Linked DNA regions of Homo sapiens: region 2 is linked to region 1. A link is a contact called in ENCODE Hi-C or POLR2A ChIA-PET data. All regions are on one chromosome and are shown on one strand. Each heading gives the region's core, a stretch centred on a gene start or an enhancer-like site at or near the end of the contact. The rest is flanking DNA. Distances are from core to core; before and after follow the strand shown.

Evidence for each region. Hi-C counts contacts between places; a loop is a spot of excess contacts on that map. ChIA-PET counts read pairs that join two places held with the same protein, here RNA polymerase II (POLR2A). Pooled maps may share reads with other maps.
Region 2: a loop to region 1 is called in a map of Calu3, with 11 times the contacts of the local background. The contact joins two enhancer-like sites. A Hi-C loop is called at or near these places in 1 of 168 maps with a recorded cell type or tissue (Calu3) and 1 of 50 pooled maps. POLR2A ChIA-PET finds 5 or more read pairs at or near these places in 1 of 52 experiments (WTC11).

What each region holds. Positions count from the first base shown.
Region 1 is chr17:72,125,061-72,128,516 of GRCh38, forward strand. SOX9 (SRY-box transcription factor 9) reads left to right here. Exons shown (of 3, transcript NM_000346.4): 3 at 1-1,356. Among named protein-coding and RNA genes, the nearest start is that of SOX9, 5.8 kb to the left of the region's middle. Within about 2 kb of position 2,196, at least 12 of the 41 ENCODE cell types and tissues checked have a DNase peak (open chromatin) inside an H3K27ac peak, as active enhancers do.
Region 2 is chr17:72,660,222-72,663,374 of GRCh38, forward strand. The region is part of intron 7 of SLC39A11 (solute carrier family 39 member 11); the gene reads right to left. Among named protein-coding and RNA genes, the nearest start is that of LINC00511, 21 kb to the left of the region's middle. Within about 2 kb of position 1,295, at least 4 of the 41 ENCODE cell types and tissues checked have a DNase peak (open chromatin) inside an H3K27ac peak, as active enhancers do.

The sequences.
Region 1 (3,456 bases), core at 946-3,445:
CAGTTTTGGGGGTTAACTTTGCTTAATTCCTCAGGCTTTGCGATTTAAGGAGGAGCTGCCTTAAAAAAAAATAAAGGCCTTATTTTGCAATTATGGGAGTAAACAATAGTCTAGAGAAGCATTTGGTAAGCTTTATCATATATATATTTTTTAAAGAAGAGAAAAACACCTTGAGCCTTAAAACGGTGCTGCTGGGAAACATTTGCACTCTTTTAGTGCATTTCCTCCTGCCTTTGCTTGTTCACTGCAGTCTTAAGAAAGAGGTAAAAGGCAAGCAAAGGAGATGAAATCTGTTCTGGGAATGTTTCAGCAGCCAATAAGTGCCCGAGCACACTGCCCCCGGTTGCCTGCCTGGGCCCCATGTGGAAGGCAGATGCCTGCTCGCTCTGTCACCTGTGCCTCTCAGAACACCAGCAGTTAACCTTCAAGACATTCCACTTGCTAAAATTATTTATTTTGTAAGGAGAGGTTTTAATTAAAACAAAAAAAAATTCTTTTTTTTTTTTTTTTCCAATTTTACCTTCTTTAAAATAGGTTGTTGGAGCTTTCCTCAAAGGGTATGGTCATCTGTTGTTAAATTATGTTCTTAACTGTAACCAGTTTTTTTTTATTTATCTCTTTAATCTTTTTTTATTATTAAAAGCAAGTTTCTTTGTATTCCTCACCCTAGATTTGTATAAATGCCTTTTTGTCCATCCCTTTTTTCTTTGTTGTTTTTGTTGAAAACAAACTGGAAACTTGTTTCTTTTTTTGTATAAATGAGAGATTGCAAATGTAGTGTATCACTGAGTCATTTGCAGTGTTTTCTGCCACAGACCTTTGGGCTGCCTTATATTGTGTGTGTGTGTGGGTGTGTGTGTGTTTTGACACAAAAACAATGCAAGCATGTGTCATCCATATTTCTCTGCATCTTCTCTTGGAGTGAGGGAGGCTACCTGGAGGGGATCAGCCCACTGACAGACCTTAATCTTAATTACTGCTGTGGCTAGAGAGTTTGAGGATTGCTTTTTAAAAAAGACAGCAAACTTTTTTTTTTATTTAAAAAAAGATATATTAACAGTTTTAGAAGTCAGTAGAATAAAATCTTAAAGCACTCATAATATGGCATCCTTCAATTTCTGTATAAAAGCAGATCTTTTTAAAAAGATACTTCTGTAACTTAAGAAACCTGGCATTTAAATCATATTTTGTCTTTAGGTAAAAGCTTTGGTTTGTGTTCGTGTTTTGTTTGTTTCACTTGTTTCCCTCCCAGCCCCAAACCTTTTGTTCTCTCCGTGAAACTTACCTTTCCCTTTTTCTTTCTCTTTTTTTTTTTTGTATATTATTGTTTACAATAAATATACATTGCATTAAAAAGAAAGTGGCCCTGTGGATTTATTCACCCAGTTCTCCTGTTGGATGATTTGGCAAATTTGAGCACAAAAGACATTGTGGAGTGCTGATTGCTGTGATGTTTTTGTTTTTTATCAGCACCTTTGGCAATCCTAGAAAACAAGCTGAGGAAAAGACTGTATCTCCAAAAATCTAGGCAGAAAAATCTTGAAAAGTGCCACTCCAATAGATCACACAGAAAATTACATGTCAGTAGTTGCTCACTCTGGCAAAAATGTTTGTTGTGGTTTTCATGACCTCATGCTTCAGGGCAAAAGCTGTCCCTTGTGGAGGTCACAGGGAATATTAGACCTGAAATCAGGAGCTTGTCAGTAGACAGAATGCCAGAGGGGTGACTTGCTTATCTGGTTTTAATATGGCAAACTTTCCGTTCCTATGAACACATACCCAAGAAATGGAGTATCCACTTAAAAAGCAAAGGAAGCCAGAGAAAATCAGTGTCTACAGGGAACCAGAGAGAAGCCTGTCGTATTAACCCATTAAATGATTCAGAGCCTTCCAGATTTCTCTGTAGAGACAATGAAAGGGGATGATTTTTCTGCTCCCTCCAGTTTAACTCATTCTAAGCAGACGCAAAGCCATTGTAGAAGAAACAAGACCTAATCCTGTTTTCCTTGGCCCCAGTTAGATGGGGAGTTTCCAGGTTCAGAGAAACGTTCAGGTCATTTTTCATTAAATAGATGAAATCACTCCTTCCCTCACATGGGCACACCTCCCCATCCCCACTCCCACACCCCAGATGATTGGAGAAGTGTCTCTAAAGAGTCAGTCACCTTCACCCTCTCAGGCTAGTTTTACTACTGGGCCTGTGTCTCTGGCAGTCTTAACCAGAGTCCAACCTCTCTGGCATTACCTCACATTGTCTGTTTCTGCTTATTGGATTCCTGGCTGACATCCCACACCAGGAACATGGCAACCAGGAAAATGGTAGTTATCAAATCGAGGCAACATTAGTACTCGGCCTCCTTTGCAAATTCCTTCGACAAACATTGATTGAGGGCCTGTGATCTGCGGGGGACTGTGCAAATCCTTCCCTACCCCTTCAGACATCAAATTCTGTTCCTTGTTTGTGACATAGCCTTCCATGCGCTGAGGCCCTCCCTTCTTACAAAATCTCTATTTTTTTTTTCTCTTGCCAACACTCACAAAGTCCTTTTTAAAAGTCTCTGTGGTGTTCACTAATTCTTGCCTACCTTATTCGTTCTAATCCCTTTGTCTATTAAAATCAACACACACCATTCCACTGCGACTACCCCCTTCCCTAGCAAATCTGTATGTTTGCTAGACTGTTCTCCCTTCCAGAAATATGCTCTTTTTCCCAGTATGTGGCCTTTGCCAGGACTTCTTGAAGCCAAAATATTCTGTTCGGACATAAACTTGTGAAGGGAACTGAAGCAAGTTGTTTTGCTTTCCCGTGCCTCACTTTCCCCTTTTGCTGAGTATGTTTATAATTCCTCCTACATAGAGCAGGGTTGTTAATAGAGGAGATTTTAGCCAGAGCAATCTGGGAGTTGACTGCATTGGAGTCTCCTGGTCTGTACAGCAGTCCCCCTGCATTAGAATTCCTGGGAGTAATAGCCAGGAAAAAGAGTTTCATAAGCTCCCCAAGTGGCTCTGATACACAGTAAAATGCAAGAGACACAGGAGTGCTGGGAGAGAATTCCTCAGAATCCCGCTCACCCCCATATCTATCAGATCTAGTCAAAGCCCAATATCACCAGATTATAAAATATTTTGGAGGAATTTTTAGTCTAACACCAGAAGCACAGAGCTTATCACCCTGGCAACAGCAACACATTGACTGGAAACCTAGGAGAGTCCTCCACACCGGAAAGAGTTTGTATGTAGATCCAGGGTTATTTGTTTGTTTGCACTTAAAATAAAACCTTTTCTTTTCTAACCATTTTAACAAAACTGAAATTTTTAGCAAAAGGGAATAAAAATAAACTCATTTAAGAATCGGTCTTTTGCTCTATTATTAAATTAGAGCCATGGGGATTCACTGGAGCTGTTTGACTTTCCCACTTCAGCTCCATCCCATCCCTTTCCTTCCCTGATTTCCAA
Region 2 (3,153 bases), core at 45-2,544, 530 kb after region 1:
CCTGCGGTTGAAACCAGCTCAAGTCTTTCATTACCGCACCCATCAGAGGCAGCCCGAGGTCCTCCGGCTAGAATAAAAATGACGATAACCACTGCTGTTATTTATTGAGTATTACTACGTGCTGGGCGTGCTTGTAAGCATATTACATGTAACAACATGCCTTGCCCCTCAACCACCTCATGAGCAGCTTTCACCATTATTCCCATTTTACAGATGGAGAAATTGATGCTCAAGGAGTTAAATAACTGGCCCTGAAGGTTGTGGAGCTGGGAAGTGACAGAGCAGGGCCTCCTAACTGCTACTGTGTACACATACCGGGTTTTCTGGGCCTCATGCAGACCCATCGAACCATATGGAGATAGGGGCGGACGCTGCCCGACACCCACTTGGCTAGTGAGCTGAGGTTCTGGCCTCTTCTGGTCAACAGGGAGGGCAGGCCAGACTCAGGGGGTTTCGAGCCAGAGACCTGCAGGGTTTAATGGAGTGGAACGTGCCATCCACAGCGGGATTTCTCAACCTCACCACTACTGACATTTCACACCGTGAGTTCCTTGTTGTGGGGGCCTGGTTCTGTGCAGTGTAGGATGCTTACCAGCATCCTCGGCTCCTATCTGCTAGATGCCAGCAACAACCTCTCAGCTGTGACAACCAAAACGTCTCCAGACATGGCCAAATGTCTCCGGGGAGGGGGAGGGGACCAACCCTGATTGAGACCCACTGACCTTGAGTAAACATGTTAGATGAGCTTGCTTCCTTAGCAAATAGCTGGACGACAAAAACTGCTCAGACTGAGTGTGGAGAACACCTGATCTCACGCATCTCATTTGAGAATTTCTAGCCTCAGTGGAGTGCAGGCTTCTAGGGAACTTAGCTATGGCACGACAGATTTGGGGCTGAGCAACCACCTTTGAGAACCACCAGGCCTCAGCTCCCTTAGTCCAAAGCCAGTGGTCACTCTCAAAGCTCACTGTTGCACAATTCCAGGGGTACTTTTCACCTTGTGTTCTCTGACCATGGCGCCCCCTGGAGTTGTGCAGTGGGACACTCCTGCTTGAGCGCAGATTGCTGCTCAGCCTGGGGTGTAGTTCTGGGGTTCGAGGTGCACGCTCTCAGGAGAGGTAGTGGAGAGAGTCATGGGTTTCTCTGAGAATTGGCAAGCGAAGGGACGGCAACCTGCAGCCTTGCTCTCCAGGCTATATTCCCTGGCCGGTTGATTATGAAAGGAGAATGGCATATCCCTGACAAGCCCTGCTTCACCCCGGCTTTCAGATCCTCCCATGTGCGATGAGCGTGTGTGTTCTTGTGTGGCAGGCCCTTACATACTGTTTTGATTGTTATCATCTTGCCGTGAAAGGCCTGATTGTTCAGGCCTGGAGATGACATCACCGGCTTCCCACTAGGGCAGCCTGTCGAGGTGTTTGATGAGCCTGCAGGTGGGAAGGGGCTGGGTACTCCCCGCAGGGCTGCCCGGCCCTACCTGCTCAGAGGAGCTGGCTTAGCACGCAAGGGATCTTCCCCCACCCTCTTGGTGCAGTTCTCGGAAACTTCTTGGTGCAGGCTGGCGAGATGAGATGACCCATCCATTCCCTTACAGTCTGCTGCCTTCCTTCGAGGGGGTGAGGAAGAGCCCAAGGAAGTCAGCCGGAAGGCAGGGTGGTGGCTGAGGGTGATTCAGGCCACCACTGTGCACTTCTCCCTGCAGAAGTGTAGACAAACCGCCCACATTTCTATGGGATCACTGACTCCCAGAGGAATGCTCTGAAGACCTTCACCTGCTAAGTGTCCCAGCAAAGCAAACCAATCCTATGGGCTAGCCAAGTATGAGGCTGCCTCATACAATGTGGTGGGGGCACACATCTGAGAGCAATGTGCCTCTGTAGCCATCAAAAGACACATCTTAAACTGGGCGCAGTGGTTCGCGCCTGTAATCCCAGCAACTCAGGAGATGGGTGGGAGGACTGCCTGAGCCCAGGAGTTTGAGGCTGTAGTACTATGATGGAGCCATGGCAGTCCAGCCTGGACTGGCCAACAGAATGAGGCCTTTTTTTAGAAAGAAAAGAAAGGAAGAAAGAAAAGAGGAAAGGAAGAAAGAAAAGAGGAAAGAAAGAAAGAGAGAGGGAGAGAGAGAAAAGAAAGAAAAGGAAGGGAAGGAAAAGAAAAGAAAGAAAAGGAAAGAAGGAGGGAAGAAAGAAAAAGAAAGAGAAAGAAAGAAAAAGAAAGAAAAGAAAAAAAAGAAAAAGGAAGGAAAGGAAGGAAAAGAAAAGAAAGAAAAGGAAGGAAGGAGGGAAGAAAGAGAAGAAAGAGAAAGAAAGAGAGAAAGAAAGAAAAGAAAAAAGAAAAGAAAAGAAAAAGGAAAGAAAGGAAGGAAAAGGAAAGAAAAGGAAGGAAGGAAGGAGAGAAGAAAGAGAAGAAAGAGAGAAAGAAAAAGAAAAAAGAAAAGAAAAAGGAAGGAAAAGAAGGAAAAGAAAAAGAAAAGGAAGGAGGGAAGAAAGAGAAGAAAGAGAGAGAGAGAAAGAAAAAAGAAAAAAAGGAAGGAAAGGAAGGAAAAGAAAAGAAAGGAAGGAAGGAAGGAGGGAAGAAAGAGAAGAAAGAGAGAAAGAAAGAGAAAGAGAGAAAGAAAGACAGGCACACACATCCTGGGAGTGCTGTTATTCATGGCAGTGCTATCAATAATAGTCATAAACTGGAAACCATGCAAGTGCCCCTCTACAACAGAATGAGTAAAATAAACTCATTTTATTCCTTGTGTTCTATTCACACAATGGAATACTGTGTGGCAATAAGAATGAAAGGTTTATACCTCTGTGTGAGTCTGGAGCCACGTCACAGACACAATTCTGAGTGAGAAAAACTAGACACAAAATAGTAAGTGTTGTACAGTCCTATTTACACAAAGTCCCCAAACAGGCACAACCAAGCTATGCCTTCTTAGCTACTAATTTAATGGCCATTAGCCCATTGGCAGTTTAATTTGTTAATTCTCCTTAACATATTTGAAATTTTACAAACAACACGTTTGAGCAGAAACCGACAACTCTCTAAAGGTAGGATTTCAGTTCCTAGGGAGGAGTCATATTTTTGGGAAAAGAGTATCTTCCCATTACCTTTTTAAAAAGATATTTTACTGCAGTTGAATGTATGTTCAGAAAAGAG